2 separate regions of the Mus musculus genome follow, and region 2 is linked to region 1. A link is a loop called in an ENCODE intact Hi-C map of the cell type or tissue named here. Cell type or tissue: gastrocnemius. All regions are shown on one strand. Links, peaks and the distances in the headings refer to the core of each region. The heading gives the core; the rest is flanking DNA. Region 1 overlaps Col13a1 (collagen, type XIII, alpha 1). Region 2 has its middle 56 kb from the start of Fam241b.

Evidence for each region. A loop is a pair of places that touch in the nucleus more often than their neighbours do. Peaks named below come from ENCODE experiments on the same cell type or tissue, not always from the same donor. Only the 100,000 strongest peaks of a DNase experiment are listed, where the experiment ranks them.
Region 2: a loop joins it to region 1, with 2.0 times the contacts of the local background. A loop is called at or near these places in 1 of 42 quality-filtered maps.

The regions. Positions count from the first base shown.
Region 1 is chr10:61,873,427-61,881,755 of GRCm38, reverse strand. It overlaps Col13a1 (collagen, type XIII, alpha 1), which reads left to right. Exons shown (of 41, transcript NM_007731.3): 19 at 5,444-5,488; 20 at 6,986-7,018; 21 at 7,736-7,762. It overlaps Gm40674 (a long non-coding RNA gene), which reads right to left. Exons shown (of 3, transcript XR_871762.2): 3 at 7,625-7,782. Among named protein-coding and RNA genes, the nearest start is that of Gm40674, 33 kb to the right of the region's middle. In gastrocnemius, for the core only: no CTCF peak of the experiment used is centred there; DNase peaks (open chromatin) are centred at 2,111 and 3,750.
Region 2 is chr10:62,051,285-62,059,613 of GRCm38, reverse strand. No RefSeq gene overlaps it. Among named protein-coding and RNA genes, the nearest start is that of Fam241b, 56 kb to the left of the region's middle. In gastrocnemius, for the core only: a CTCF peak has its summit at 4,050 (motif pointing left); DNase peaks (open chromatin) are centred at 417 and 4,031.

The DNA.
Region 1 (8,329 bases), core at 240-8,239:
CTGTATTAATTTGGAGGAGGAATGGACATGGGTGCATGTTTCCCACCCACCCCGGGTGGAAGGGGGGACGACCAGTGATGGTCACACTGAGGTGAGACAGCTATGTAGCCGCCCCATCGTGGTCACAGTAAAAGGTGGAGGGGGCAGGCATCCTCAGTGTAGCAGGTGGACCTGCCACATGAGCTTCTCTTGCTCTGTCTCCCGGGCGTGGCACACGAGGTGGAGTTTAATTTCTCAGCCTATGAAGTCCGAGAAGGAGACACTCCCTCCATCACCCCCACTCGCTGGATCTAGTGTCCACTTAGCCAGGCCAGCCAGTCGTCTGGCTTGTCTATTGGCTCCTCGAGCTCAAAACCCAGGGTGGTTAGCACCTTTGTGCATCCCGAACACCTGCCCAGGGACCAACCCTCCTGCCTAGACTTTCCATGTATTTATATACCTGTGTGGTACCTGCTTAACCCAGGTTTATGGCGAACATCTACCTTAACTATACTGTACAATGCAAAACATTGTCTCAAACACCACAAATCACAACTTTGGGTCTCCTTCAGTTCATTGTGGGTGGACAAACCTGATGGGAGGGAGAATCCTAGTGCACCAGAGTTAGTATCTGCAGAGGTTTTTTTGTTTTTGTAGAGGACCACAACCTATGACACACATTCTGAAGGAGCCAGAGTTTTGTGGAATGAGGAGCAACATTGTTTTGTTTTGTTTACGATGTTCAGTTTCCTTTAATGACCCCCATCTCCCTTGAAGGGCAGGTGCAGGCAGCTAGGCTACTTGCAAGATGAGTTCACTCAAAGGTCTTGCCTTGATTGACAGTTTTGCCCACGTGCTGGAAGGCCCCCCTCCCAGGAAAAGTACTCTCGAACCAGGATCCAGTTTCTGCTGTGTATACGACTCATAGTCCATGAACCTCCTACAAGCCGGAACAGGGTACCAGACAACTCCACAGGCATCCCCTTAGGCCCCGCCCCCTTTTCTGAGCCCAGGCTTACCTTAAACACGTTTGGTAGTTGAGGATGGCTTTGAACAGCTGCTCCTTCTGACTTCCCAAGTGCTGGGATTAGAGCGGTGCACCCCCACACCCAGGTTATGTGGTGCCAGGGGTTGAACCTAGCATTGTATTGTCTTCTGGTCAAGTCCCCCTCAGAAAGGTTTTTTGTGTTTTGTTTTTTTCTAGCAAAGTGTGGATCTCAAGTTTGTCTCCCCTAGCCCAGAGTTGGGAGGTGGTTACACCTGCTCTGTCTGACTCCAAAGCCTTGCAGGTCAGAGAATGTAGGTGCACAGGTAACTCATTTAGATGAATTGAGAGCATACTTTGCCCAGTGGAGTGGCCCTCGATAGCTGAGCAGGTGCTTGCTTCTAAAACAGCCTATCTCGGACCTTAGCTACTCCTGACAGATCCCTGTGACCCCCTGGCTCACAGAGGGTCCAAGTGACCCAACTTCCCTGTGTCATTTCCAAGCAACAGGAGGCACTCAGGATTTTCTGTCGATGTTGGGAAGTCCCAGTGAGGACATTCAGACCCCTGAAAAGGATGCAGATAAGACCAGGGAGACAAGAGCCCCAGATCTGTGGCCTGGGGGGTGGGGGGAAGGACTGGCCCGACCCCAGCCCCCACCCCGTGACCTCTGGGCTCTGCTCTGCCCTCCAGAGACCACAGACTAATGAGAACTGACTTCTTCCTTGAGCCTGAGTACATATCAACAGATCTCAAATTTCGATTACAAGCCAGCCGTCCTTCCAAAGCCCCAAGCCTTCAGTGGGGCACCGGACCCAGGAATTCCCTGGATCACTTCCTGCCAGCCCTAATTACCGGAGGACCTAGGATTTCCAGGGTTCCGGTCCTTGCTTCTGGGCAGGGAAGCAGGAACTCACTCTCCTTTTTCCAGGAAGGACAGACCAAGAGCTCTTGCCTGGGACAAAATGTTGTGTCTCCTATCCTTGTCCCTCTAGCTCCCCCAACCCAGAGTAGAACTTCCCAGCCCTCTCAGACACTCTGCCAGGCAATCTCCCACCCCCTGCAGAGAACAAAGATGGTGTTTCACTGACCCCTTGTAGTAGAGCCCTGGCCTCAAGTCAGGGAAACCCATTCATCTCCACAGCCTGCCGGGGGCCCTTTACTTGGCTGCGGAGCTGACATGGAAGCCCCACCCCTACTCCTTCCAGACAGACCTCTTGCCAAGTCCCTGTGCAGCTTGTTCAACAAACAGTAAATCACCAATTAGGAGGCCACACCTACCGGCCAAGCTTGTGCCATCCTGTCATCTCTAGAAAGGCTGAGTCCTCCCACTAAGAAACTTCAAAGGACACGGGACCTGTTGATATTGGGAGTAGGGACACATGAAGGGGCTCTAGGAGCTGGGACAGGCCTTCAAGTTCATTTAGTACAGCCCCTTCCACCCATTTGTCTCCTGAGCCACAGTGACAGCAGTGTCCCCCCTCCTCCCACCCCCTCCCCACCACAGAAGGTTTCTGTTCATTGTTTCTTGTCACTTGTGTTAAAGAGCCAGTATCTTCCCCAAAGGTGTCTGACTGCCTGGGAGTCACGTCTTGTGCCCTCATATGCTGGACAGAGGGGCTATGACCCTTTGGGATACTTGGAGCACCCACTTGCCCAGCCACAAGGTGGTCCAGAGGAGCTGTGGAGAGCCCTTCCCCTCACCTGAGCCTCTAGTATCCCCACTGGGAAGGCAGAGGCAGACAGGGATCAGAGCCACTCTGGTACGCTTGGATAGGTGAGAGATCCAAGCCACAAAGCAAAGCATGGTACCCAGCCATCAGGCCAAACTGAGCACAGGTCCACCTGCGCCTTTGGAACTGAAAACCTAGAGAGGGCAATAGAAGGGAAGGCCCTAGATCTCACAGAGGCACACCACAGCTTCCATGTGTTGCCTTCCTTCATTCATGGCCACACCAGCCCCTGTTCCAACTTCTGAGATAGTGTCTTGGGTCCTGAAGGGTACCTCACCTCCATCCACAAAGCAGTGCTCTCTGGTCTATCCAGAGGTCAAGGCAGGGCAAGCCCCTAGGCTGGAACTGAGTAGTGAGGCTAATGAGAGTGGAGAGAGCCTTGGTGTGGGGTCAGCCAGGCGCCCCTGCTTCCTACCCAGCAAAAGGCCAGGAGGGCAGCAAGCCCTGAGGCCCTGAGGCCAAGATCAACCGAGGGGGATGGGGGCAGGAGTAGGGGAGATCGGCCATCCTATGGAGGACTCCTCCTAGGCTTCTGTGTTTCACCTAAGGCTAAGACTCCCCAAAGAGAGCCCTTTATCTGGAACTATGGGCCGAGCATCTCCACTCCAGTTCTGGCTCGTCTGCCTCCCGAGAACCATGCAGGGGGCGGGGGGAGGACCAGGGGGTACAGAATAGATCTAGGCTGAGCTCACTCTGCAGCACGGACTCAGAGAGGAAAACAGTCACCCTGACACCTAGCCCGGCTCCACACGGGGGAGATAGAAGGGAGTTCAGAGACCTTGCAGAAAGCTAAGGAACCAACAAAAACCAGAAGGGAAGAGAGACAAACCGAAGCCTCTGAATAGCCAGGACCTCCCAAGGTAACTTCCTTCCAGCATCCCTGCACATACCAGGGGACCCTGTCTAGGGACTTCTAGCTGGGTCAGCATTGTGGAGTCCAGGGGACTGTTATCAGGGGACCTGCTCCTCTAGAGATGCGTGCCACCTAGGACCCTGAGGGGACTTTTTTAACACCACTGTGGCCAAGATGGCGAAGTTCAGAGTAGGTCCTCCTGCGCCCTCTGCTGGCCACAGAGCAGACCTGCCTGTGCTGGCTGGACCCCTCAGACACCCTGAGCCGGCCAGGGTGGAAGAGGATATATTTGGTGTCTGGACATAACGATGAGGCCTTCTGTAGAACTCAAGCACTTGGCTCTAGGAGGGTGAGCGTGCAATGTCTGTCAGAGACAGGTGTGAGTGTGTCTACAGATGCTGAGTGCAAAGTGGCTAAGGCAGGAGGATCACGATCCTGTCTGGGCTACAGAGTGAGCCTGCATGGCTTAGTGAGACCCTGTCTCAGAATTAAAAGTCTAACTCAAGAGTAAAACAATTGCCTAGCATGCATGAAGGCCTGGGTTCCATCACTAGGGGTTCAGGATACAAAGTGGTCTCTGCTGGGTGGGGGATCCAGCACCGGGACATGGGGACAGTAAAGCGGCTCATGGAGGTATAACTATGGCTTTGCACTGAGGAAGAGCAGAGAGCCATGAAGTAGCTGGCATGTTTAAGAACACAGTGGTTTATCTGCACCCAGGACCTAGGATGGAGGCAGACTTCAGAGCCCAGCATCCCTGAGTCTTTTATCTATGGGCAGCAGAGACTGAAGTTGGGAGCCTCATTATCTCGCCAATGTGCTGGGAGACGAGACACGGAGACTCCAGTGGGGAGGGCCAAGCATGGAGGAAGAGGGTGGGAGTCGCTCCAGCCTTTGTCTGGAGAAGGGAGGGCAGAGCGGTCCTCTGAGATAGCAGGGAAGAGTCTGGGCAGACGGAGCATACAGGTCAGGAGGGAGTCGGTGAGTCTGGGCTCTGGATTTACCGTCCACAGCATCATCTTCAGCACAGCTGAGGCAAATGACTGCAGGCTGGCAGGACACAGCTGCATCTCTATACTGGGGTGCCATGTGGGGTTTGATGCATGCGGCAAGGCAACTGGAATCTAGCCTTGACTCACTTTCTCTTTGTCCCTGTTTGTCTCCTGTGACGATGGTATGACTACCTTCCCGGTGCCCCTTCCTCCTGTAGATCTAGGATCATGATGGGAGAAGGAAGACATTGAAAGTTAAGAGGGACAGAGTCGAGAGGCAGAGCCCTGCCCACAAATCCCAGAAAAGCCAGTGTGCTGCTGTGTCTGGCCAGGCAGGATCAGAAAGAAAAATGCACAGCTCACCGCCCAGGGAGCCTGGGAATAACAGGCCCCTGGATAAAAGTAGAGAGAAGCAGCTCATGTCTGGCCCAAGCCACTAGGTGCCATGTTAGCAGACCTGCTGCGGCTAACAGGTGAGAGGAGAGAGAGGTCTGTAGTAATAGGTAGGTAGCCACATGGCTGCTTGCCACAGCCCGACTCAAAACCCAGCACAGTGGAGGTAGGAGGGTTAGTTCAAGGCCATCCTTAGCTGTGTATGTAGTACAAAGCCATCTCCTTGACTAGGTTCTAACTCCACTGGTATGTGCATGCGTGCGTGCGCATGTGTGTGTGTACTTGTTATTTTAACCCACCCCACCCCCTCTCTCTTTGTCTCTGTTCCTTTCTGTTCTACACCTATGACCTAGGACTTACTGCAAGATGGTGTCATGGAACTGAGGGGAGCGGCTCACGTCGCCGCTACCATGGCAGAGTCCTCAGAACTCATAGCAGGTTGATGCTCAAGCTCAGGCTATAACGAGTCTGGTTCTTTTCTCATGGTTTCTCTCGTTTCATTTTCCAGGGAGAGCGGGGCATGCCAGGAATGCCAGGCAAGCACGGAGCCAAGGTACCCATGCCTCCCCTGTGCCTGGTCCTCTCCCAAGCCCCGGGAATCTTAGTTCCTTCTTGGGTCCCTAACAGGAACATGGGGCTCACACTTCCTCCTTCAGCCACCCCCTACCTTCCCATATCTGTCCGTCCTTCCTGACATGAGAGGGTGGGGTAGTGAGATGTGGCTCCCAATGATTGTATCCTGGCCTTTCTGGATCTTTCTGGATCATAAAATCCTTCTCGGCTATCAGCTCTAGTGTGATCATCAAACCCAAAGAAAATGCAAGAACCCTAAGAGTCCCCACTAGGGCTTTTCTAAGTGATGCTTTGAATAACATTTTTACCTTGAAGTCGATGTCCTGAAAGGGGGATGGAAATGAATTTCATACACCAGATATAGGGGGTGCACACATGTAATCCCAGCACTTGGGAGGTGGAGGTAGAAGGATCAGGAGTTCAAGGCCATCCTGGAATAGATATCCAGTTCAAGGCCAGCCTGTGTTACATGAGATCCCATCTTTAAAAAAAGGGAGGAGGTGCAAAGAGCTTACAGTGCAACAGTGCAAGCGTGAGAACCTGAGTTCGAATCCCCAGTATCCACATACATGAGAGATGGTGCATGCTTATAATCCCAGCACTGGGAATTAAAAACAGGAGGCTCCTACGGGCTTGCTGTAGAGCCAGTCTGGACAATCAGTGAGTCCTGGAATCAGTGAAAGACCCCTGACTCAAGAACTAAGGTAGAAAGCAATGGAGGATGAACCTGACCTTGACCAATGGCCTCTCCATTTGTACACATGTGCAACTCGTGTGCATACACACATATACCACAGACAAGAAAAGAAGGGGTGGGTTTACTCCCAGTTCATGAGGGCAGGTCTAGAGAGCCCTGGTGGGCGTAACCCCTCCTATACACAGAGGTGCACTACGCTTTGGTGAAACCAACCCCTTCCTACAGTGTTGCCTGCTAATCCCCATCCTTTGACCTCAGGGACTGTCTTAGAGTTTTATTGCTGTGAAGAGACACCATGACCAAGGCAGCTCTCAACATTTAATTGGGACTGGCTTAGGGGTGCAGTCCATTATCATCATGGCGGGAAGCATGGTGGCATGCAGGTAGACAGGGTACTGGAGGAGGAGCTAAAAGTTCTACATCTTGATCTGAATCAGCCAGGAGGAGACTGTCTTCTACAGGCAGACAGGAAGAGGGTCTTGATCATCACACTGGCTAGACATGTGCATGCACACGTGCCTGTATGTGTGTATATGAGTGAAATCTCAAAGCCCTGCCTCCACAGTGACATACTTCCTCTAACAAGGACACACCTCCTCCAATAAGGCCACACCTCCTAATAGTGCCACTCAGCATGTCACATTCTCCCATACTCTGGGGAGGTGCCAGCTATCAGTCAGCAGAAGTGAGTGGACCTTAAGGCCAGGCAGAGCTGGGCTGGCTCGGCCAGCTGACTCTGACCTCAGAGACCTTCATGCCTTTTTAAATTTTCTCTACCAGGGGGTTCCTGGGATTGCCGTGGCTGGGATGAAGGTAGGTAAACCCTGTCACTGTGTCAAGATACCACAAAGCAGGGGTTCGGGCTCAGCAGCATCGTAGCTGGATCCAGGAGAGGTCAGATGTTTCAGCCAGGTCTCCAGACTCCACTCAGGGTCTCTTTAGTCTGCCACTGAGAGAAGCCAGCTCTGTCCCATACTCCAGAGCGAGCCGCCGTGGGCTTCCAAAGACTCTAAGAGCCAGCATCTTTTCCCTGAACCCCTTACCAAGGCAGGGGTTGTATCCTGGCAAGACAGATTCCCAGTGTTGATCTTTTAGCAGCTCTTCCCACCAGGAGGACCACCCCTGAGATGCTCCAAACCTTCCCATCCTTTGAGGGCAGTGTTTCTCAACTTGTGAGTTGTGACCCCCCTTGGGGGGGAAGGGTCAAGCAACCCTTTCACAGGGGTTGCCTGAGAGCCTCAGAAAACACAGATATTTACATTACAACTCATCACACTAGCAAAACTGCAGTTATGAAGTAGCAATGAAACTCATTTTACAGTTGGGGAGTTGGTCCAACATGCAGAACTGTATTAAAAGATCGTGACATTAGGAAGGTTGGAAACCACTGGTCTGGAGGGGAGGGGATGAGACCCTCCAGAGCCTCTGCCCTGGGGTGTCCCCTAAGCAGAGGAAGTGGCCCTCCTGGAAAGCAGAGGGCCCTTGGTTCTGCTTTGTCTTTTCTTCACTGCCGCCTTCTTTCCCACACAGGGTGAGCCAGGGACGCCAGGAACCAAGGTACTGGTGGAAAGGGAACCCTGTGGGGGCCATAGAGAAATGAGATTGGCTTGGGGTGAGGCTGACGGGGGTCACCATTTTGTTTCCGTCCCCCTCCCCCGGGGCCAGCTGTGCATGCGTGTGTGCGTTCATGCGTGTGTGCCGGCATACGCCCGTGTATGTTGGGGGAGCTTGCTAAGCCCTTTCATCAGAAGCACACTGCAAAGACTTGCCTCGTCCCTGGTCTTGCCTGTATGCATGGCAGCTGTGGGAGACAGGAGGGGGTGGGCAGGACACAGCCCCCTGCACTTACTTACAAGTGTCTCTTCTTATCTACAACAATAAAGGATGTAGTATATCAGAAATGTCAAACAAACTTGGAAAATTCTTCCATGGAGCCAGGGCAGCTAACACAGGCCTAGCATCTTGCCTGCTTAGTGGAGAATCGAGTCAAGCCTGTTGGAGTTAGCAAGACCTTTTTCTTCACAGGAACGGTGTAAGAGGGCAGGACATACAGCTCAGTGGTAGTGTACTTTCCTGGTATGCAGGAGGCCCTAAGTTCAATCCCCGGTACACAGATTTCTTTGA
Region 2 (8,329 bases), core at 86-8,085, 180 kb before region 1:
ATTCTCCCACTCTTCCTTCCCTCCTTTCTCCCTTTAGTCTCCCATCTGTCCTTCCATCTTTCCACCCCTCTTCCTTCCGACTTTTCTTTAATCCATCTGTCCTCCCAATGCATCCATCGTTCCTCCCATCCATCCACTTTCCTTCCCTCCTCCCCTTTATCCCTCCCTCCCTCTATCCCTCCATCCTTTTCTTCATCCTTCTTCCACCTGTCTGTCCTTTCTTCAGTCTATCCTTCCATACATCTGTTTATTCTCTCTTCTATCCCTCTATTTCCCAAACCATCCGCCTTCCTCCTCTCTCCTTCCTCATATCCATCCACCTTTCCTCTCCTTCCCTCCAACCTCCATGCTGGAGGGATCATAGAGCGGTCCAGCTGGCTCAGCAGCTCTCATAGGTGGGGAAGCTTGTCAATCACCCAGCCCTGGGCCAGCCCTCAGCCTTCCTGATTCACAGAGACCGGAGTCCCTGTAGGCCTCAGAACCCTGCATGTTACACAAGCTGCCTGGTCACTCTACTCAGGTGATCCTTAGACCCTTCTCCAGAAACATTCACCAAGTATCTTACTGCAGGGAAACCTGAGGCTCAAAGGGTGGCCTCCTCGGTTCTATGACCTTTGACATAATGACGTCTAGCCCCCGCCCCCAAGCCTCCATGAGTGTGACCAGGGTGGTAGAGGGCTACTGACAACGGCCCTTCCTCCCCCTCCTCTCCGCTCCCCTTCCCTCTGCTACCCCTCCCCTCCCAGCTCCCACATGAGCCTGTCAGGACCTGGATTTATTCCTCATTGCCTGCTTTATTTCCTTTATTTCCTGCTTTATTTATGCTCCTTGCCTTTTATCTCCCGCCTTTGGGCCCACAGGGACCATTATGTAGCTATGGCTGTGTCCACATCTATCTCTGGCCCTGGGGACTGAGCCCCCACCCGGCCTTCATTACTTATTCTCTGGGTCTCCAGGGGCCCCGTGCAGCTGTCCTTGTGCGTGGCCAGCCTGGATGACATTCTCTTCAGACAAGACTATTGTGAGGAGGACGTGGGATGATCTGGTCAGAGAGGCCACTGGCAGATTGTCTGGGGACCAGGATGAAGGTGACCCTTCTGGAATTAGTTGGGTGACAGGAGGCAGCAGGCTGTCAGGACTTCACAGTCCTGGTCTGGACGGGGCCAGTGACCCTGAACTCATTGCTCCAGTCTCTTCACCCATGGGACAAGGCAGAGTGGTCCACAGTTGCTTCTCGGACTCCTGGGAGTTTAGCAAGTGATTATCCAGTTAGTTTCCCTATCTCTGTCTTTCTGTCTCTGTCTCTCTGTCTCTCTCTGCATATGTGAGAGAGGGGGGAGGAGAGAGAGCAGGAGAGAGAGAATGTATGTGTGTGTGTGCACCCACACGTGCATGTGGAAGTTCTTCTGTCTTCCTACACCTTGCTTTTCAAGATAAGGTATCTCACTTTTACCCGGGAGCCCAGCAGTTCAGCTAGACTGCCCGCCCAGAGCCCTCCTGCCTCTGCCTTCCCAGCAATGGGATTAGAGGCGCACATTGCCACGCCCACCAGGCTTTTGCATGGGTTCCGGTTTCGCGAGCCCCCAAAAGCCAGTGACCAGTCAAAGACAAAAGAAGACACAAAGGGGAGCCGGCTACTGGGACCCAGCAGGCTGACCTGGTCACACAGGCGCTGCTCCCAGAAGCCTTTGGTGGCAGCTCAGTCCTGCTGGATCCTCAATTTAGCCCCTCAGCTTGCTTCAAGCCGCAACAAGTGAGCTTATTTGTTGTTCTCGAAGTCCCAGAAGGGCAACTCAGAGAGCAGCTATGCTTCTCTAATGGAGGACCTGTTAGGGCTATTAGTAGCTACCATGCTAAGGAAACCCTGGGGGTGGGGGGAGAGAAGTTAGAATGCAGAACACTGGGCCAGGGATCACTTCTTTGGACCTGGGCCTTGAAAGGTATATTAGCATGTTGGGGTGGGGGTGGGGGTCTGAACCAGGACTGGTGGCAAAAGAGGGAGAGGTAGGGGGTAGGGTGGGCTATCCAGTGTGACCTTTCTAGAAATGGGATGATAGAGTAGAGTCAGGGGGCTTCCCCTGTACCCCACGGCTAAGAGATAGGACCACAGGCAGGGAAGTTACCTTGTAGCATGCATGACCCACTCCCAGTAGGACTGGGAGCTAGACGACCTTGGGGAGGGGGCTGCTGGAGGGACCTGCCCCCAAGCCCAGCCTACCCTTCCATTCTGGAGATGGGCTTGTCATGTATTCCGACAGCTCCCACCTGTTCACCAGCCTCCCTGTTCTGAAGGCCAGGCTGGCTTGGCACTGCTCAAAGCCAGGAATTCATGGTCATTACAGCATTGACTGTAGACACTGTTTGTTGAGAGGTTGCTACATGGCTGTTGTTTCCTGAGTGCCTTATGCCATTAATTAATTCATTTACTTCTCATTCATTAATTTACTTCTCAAAATGGGTTCCAGCCAGTCCATTTCTGCAGGCCAGGAAAGGAGAACTCCAGAGAGGTTGGGTTGCTGGTCCAAGTCACCTAGCTAGTAAGTGGAAGATCTAGGACTCGAACGGAGGCTGCCTGACTGTTCTCAATCACGAGGTTATACCTCTTCTCCCAGTTGCAGAGACTCTGGGGACATTACACCAGATGTGGAAGGTTTACCAGATGCTCTGAGACGGACCATCCACTCACCTGTCTCCTTCCTGCTCAACTCTCTTCCACATTTATTCTTTTGCTCTACGTTCATTGTTCTAGATCTTGTATTTAGGGCATTTTGTTGCCCAAGAATCTGCAATGGCTCCCCTTGACTTCTGAAAACCCTCAGCTCAGGGCTGGAGGTGGAATTAAGCTGGTAGAATACTTGCTTAGCAGGCAGAAGGCCTTGGGTTGGAGAATAAACCTGCACAGCCTAAGCCAGATGTGGTAGCACACAGCTGTCATGCCGCAGCTGGAGACAGGATGATCGGAAGTTTAAAATCATCTTTGAACTAGAGAGATGGCTCAGTGGTTAAGAACACCAGCCACTCTTCCAAAGGACCCGGGTTTAGTTCCCAGCACCCACATGGCAGCCCACAGCTTTCTGTAAGTCCAGTTCTAGGGGACCTGACACCCACACATACATGCAGGTAAAACACCAATACGCTAACATTAAATACATCTTTAAAAACTCCTCTTTGCCTACACAGCACTTGGAAGCCAGTCTGGGTGAGATGAGACCCTCCCTGGAAAACTAACGGGGGGGGGGGGGTGTAGCTTAAGAGCAAAAGCTGTTCTTCTTTTCCTGTGCTTCTAGAGGGCCCAAGTTCGATTCCCCGACACTGGGCAGTTTACATCTGCCTATAACTTAAGTTCTTGGGCAGTGATTCTCAACCTTCCTAATGCTGTGTCAGTTCCTCATGGTGTGGTGCCCCAAATCATAAAATCATTTTCGTTGCTACTTCATACCTGTAATTTTGCCTCTGTTACGAATCATAATATAAATATCAGTGTTTCCCAATGGCCTTAGGTGACCCCTGTGAAAGGGTCAAACTCCAAAGGGGTCACAACCCACAGGTCCAATGTCTCTGACTTCTGAGGGAATCCGCACATACACAGACCGCCTAGAACTGACAGGCAACCAGGATGGAAGTACCAGGAAGGCTTCCCTTACCTGTGCAGGTATATTTTTATATGACTGAAGATGCTTAGTAAAGCCCTCATGAGACAGGCTCCTGATCCCAGATGCAAGAGTAGAGCTAGATGGAAATACCAAAGCATTATGGCTTTTCTGAGTGGGTGTCCATCCACTCTGTCACAGGCACTTTGAGGATATCAAGAAAGGGTACCTAGCCTGTAAAGCCCCCAGCCCAAGACCTCTGTAAGCTCACCACTACCCACCCCAAGGCACAGACAGCTCACAGCTCAGGAAGGACCAGGAGGGTGGTCCAGGAGTGAATGAATCTGCCATCAGCCGCTGCCTCTAACCACCAGCCCAGCTGTGTGCTAGCAGACACAGACTTCAATCAGGGCACCCAGGAAATGGTTTGGCTAGAAGGCCCTGGGTGCCCTCTGCTGGACACTGGAGCCATTTCACCTTTTAGTCCCAGAAGGGAAGGGATTAGGATTCTGAGGAAGCAGATAGAAGGACAAATGTACCTGTTGCTTCTAAATGTCTAGAGAGCGGAGGATGCTGATGGAAGTTAAGCTAGGGAAGACCAACCCATGTCTCTTTTTCTATTTCCAGACGCCGCAGTCCATAGATGTGAAAGCCAGGTTGGACAACGGGTCACAGGGGAAATGAGCTCCTTCCCTCCTTCCTCCTCCACCACATCCATCATTTCCATCAGCACCAGCATTGGCCCACAGGGTCTCATGCTTACAAGTGGAAGCCTGAAGCCCAGCTTCTGCTGTGTTCCCAGGAGGCTCCCACTTTGAGCAGTACAGCTCATGCTCTGGATGCCCCTGTTGTGCGTGATGACCCTAGGTCCCCGTGGATAGTTTAGCATCTGTGGTCATAGAACTTGGGGCTAGGACCAGGGTCATTCTGACAGAGGCAGGGGTCAGCTTGCATGTAGAGCCTCACCAGGTGAGGTACCAAGTAGTACCCTCACCATGTAGGGTGCTCACCAGGTGAGGACCAGGGGCAGCAACACTCAGTCAGGATCATGGCCATGCAATCCAACAAATGCAGGAGGCCTGTGGTAGAAGAGAAAATGAGAAAAAATAGCCTGTGCCTCACCCATCCGTCCGTCTGTCCGTCCGTCCGTCCATCCATCCATCCATCCATCCAAGTCAGCAAGACGATTGCTCTGAGTCTTTAGAATTCTTACAACCTAGCAGGCCAAGGTCAGTTGCCAAGGCATCCAAACCAGTACCTTAGGCTTGCTTTGTTAAGGCTGTTCTAGGGTACAGAACCCTAATGTATGAATATTGGCTTCTTAGGTTTTTGTTGTTGTTTGTTTGTTTGTTTGTTTGTTTGTTAAATAAGACCAGGTCAAGGTTGGTAGAATATTTGGAGGGTGTGCACAATATTCTGGATTTGACCCCAGCCAGAGGTGGTAAGACATGTATGTATGTATGTATGTATATGTGTGCAAGTATGTGTGTTATGTATGTATTGTGTGTATGTGTGTGTATGTATGTGTGTGTATGTGTGTGTATGTGTGTGTGTGTGTGTGTGTGTGTGTGTGTGTGTGTGTGTGTATTCCCAGCACTTAGGCGGTAGACACAGGAAAATCAAGGGTTTGGGTTACATGAGATTCTGCATGGGATGAGGAGGTGGGGGAGGGAGGAGGAGGAAGAGGAAGAAGAAGAAGATGACCATGTAAAGGTACCCAAGAGGAGGGTCTCTGCAGTTCCTTGGGTGGGGAGAAGGTTAGCATGTAAGCAGCTGACAGTACTGTAGACAGGGTGTGAACGACACCAGCTGCTGAGAGTGGGTTCCGCAGGTCTTCAAGAGGCAGCTGGCAAACCCAGCTGGAAATGTGTGGGGTTGGTGCAAGTCTGATTTTCTGCACTTCTCATTGGGCCAGAGCCAAACCAAGTCAACCAAGCAAACACAAGTTACCCCAAGACATGGACTGGTGAACATGATTCTCACGTGTCTAAAATGTCCTCAGTGAACACGATTTGGTGTCATGTATGAAATGTTGACTACAAGGCAAAGGACCTCTCTGTTGACCTCAAATTCTGATTTCCTCTCTGCCGGTATAGGCTAAGTTTACATTTTCAAGAATGTTCCATGAATGGATCTCTACTTTTGATTTGCAGGGGGCGGTGTCTGATTTCTCTCATTCAGCCTACTTACCCCTTGTTTTAAAGTGTGTGTATGCACACGTGTGCATGTAGAGGCCAGAGGCCGAGCTCAAGGGTCCTCCTCAGTCACTCTCCCCCTGAGGATGGTAGACAGTCTCCTACGGAACTCTGGGCTCCCTGGCTCAGCCAGAGGCTGAATCCCTGAGTCCCTGGGATCTGTCCATTTCCAAGGCTGGAGCTGCAGTTTGCAGTGATGCGAGCGCTCTCACACAGATGCTGAGGGTCCAAGCTTGCAAATTCAGCACTTTACCCCTAGAGCCCCCTACCCCACCCCATCCCCAGGCCTCATCTAATGACCCCAACAGTCTCCAGACCATTGTTTACATCCATAGCTAATCAGTTCTTATGGACGAGTGGAAGTCCCACCACCTGCACACTCACGGCACCTGCTGCCACCACTCAGGGGCCCTACGCCTGGGGACGCATGCTTTCACCTTGCCCGAGTAAATCCCTAGGTGTAAAAAGAGACCTTTACACTGTTCTCAAAAGCAGCCTACAGTCTAGCCTCTCACCAGAGGTCCCATGGCTGTAGCTAGCCCACCTGAGCCTGTTTTAGTCGACATAGCAGCTTATGCTGGGCATTGACTTGCATGGGCTTGACGGCAGTGATGCTGAGTGTCTTCCCATGGGCTTGTTTGTGTGTTAGCCCTGGTGAGTGGCCTGCTTAGTCTTATGTTTATACACTTGGAAACATGGGCCATTTTCTTCCTCTTATGAGTTATAAGAGCTCGCGCTCTCTCTCCCTCCCTCCCTCCCTCCCTCCCTCCCTCCCTCCCCTCCCTGTGTGTGTGTGTATGTATGTGTTCCTGCATATAAGCACAGACATGCATATACATATATGAAGGTCAGAGGATGTCTTGGGTGTTAGCCTTGATTTCCACCTTGTTTGAGACAGGGTTTCTTCCTCCCTCCCTCCCTCCCTCCCTCCCTCCCTCCCTCCCTCTCCTTCCCTCTCCCCCTCTCGGATTGTATTTTTATTTTTAATTACGTGTGTAGGGGGTGGGATTATGCATATGAGTGCAACGCCTACCCACAAGAGCTGGAAGAGGGAGCTGGATCCCTCCAGAGCTAGTGTTGCAGGCACTTGTGAGTCACCTGATGTGGGTCCCAGGCAGAGAACTCAGGTCCTCTGTAAAGCCAGTGTCCGCTCTGAACCATGGAGCCATCTCTCCAGCCCTGAAACGGAGTCTCTTGTTTACTTGTGTAGAAAACAGGCTAGCTGGTCCTTGAGCTTCTGTGGAATTCTCCTGTCTCTGCCTCCCGTGGGATTACAGATGCATGGGACAGCATCCAGCTTTACCTGGATTCCGAGGATTCGAATTCAGGTCCTTAGGCTTGTACAGTAAATGCGCTATGTATGCATTGAGCCATCCCCCGAGCCGGAGATCCCTCATGGAGACTCGACCCAAGGCCTTTGTTGGATGCAATGCAAATAATCTCTCCTAGTATCTGGCTTATATTTCTGTCTTCATTCTGTGACTTTGTCTGTTGAAAAAGAGCAACCTTGACACACTTATTTATTTATTTATTTATTTATTTATTTATTTATTTATTTTCAAGTCAGGGTTTCTCTATGAAGCCCTGGTTATCCTGGAAAGCACTCTGTAGACTAGGCTGGCCTCCAAGTCACAGAGATCCACTTTCCTCGGCCTCCCCTGAGTACTGGGATTAAAAGTGTGCACCACTATGCCTGGCTCAAACTTTAAAATTTTTGATGCAGTCTGATTTTTATTTTAATTTATAATTTGTGATTTCTTTTTAAAATGTATTTATTTTTATTTTACAGTACATTGGAGCTTTGACCGCATGTATGTCTGTGTAAGGGTGTCGGATCCCCTGGAACAGGAATTACAGACAGTTGCGAGCTGTTGTGTGCTTACAGGGGATTGAGCCCAGAACCTCTGAAAGAGCAGCCAGTGCTCTCAACCACTGAACCATCTCTCCTGTCAGTTTTGTAAACTGAATGCTTATCTCTAAGCCCAAGATCCTTAGAGCAAATTTCTGTGCCGTCCTAGGTTAGGAAGTCAAGCTGCCTTATTTTCCTTTCTTTTCTCTTCCCCCCTCCCTCCCCCTCTCGCCCACTTCCTTGCCCCCTTCCTTGGATTTGGGCATCCAATTGCTTCATCCACTGTCTCTTGGAGAGATCAACCAGTCCATTGTCTGGCGTGCCTGTCGAGAATCAATTGAGCGTGGACCTGTGGACTTGTGTTTGGACTTCTTATTACTTTCCACTGAACTATTTGCCTTGATTACAATACCATACCAGTTTATCATAGCTTTATAAGTCGTGAAATCAGGTCTCCCAGTGTCGTTCCACTTCACTAATTATCCTGGCTAGTCTAGTCTTTTGTGGCTCTATAAGGTTTTAGAATTCATTTTTAATTCTCTTTTTAATTGAAAATTTAAATTATATCCTTATTAATAATAATTAATAACTTAATTATTTTATAAATTTAATTATTATTACATGTCCGGTGTCTGTGTGGAGGTTGGAGGACAACTTTGGGGAGTCAGTTCTCCCCTTCCTTCTTACATGGCCAC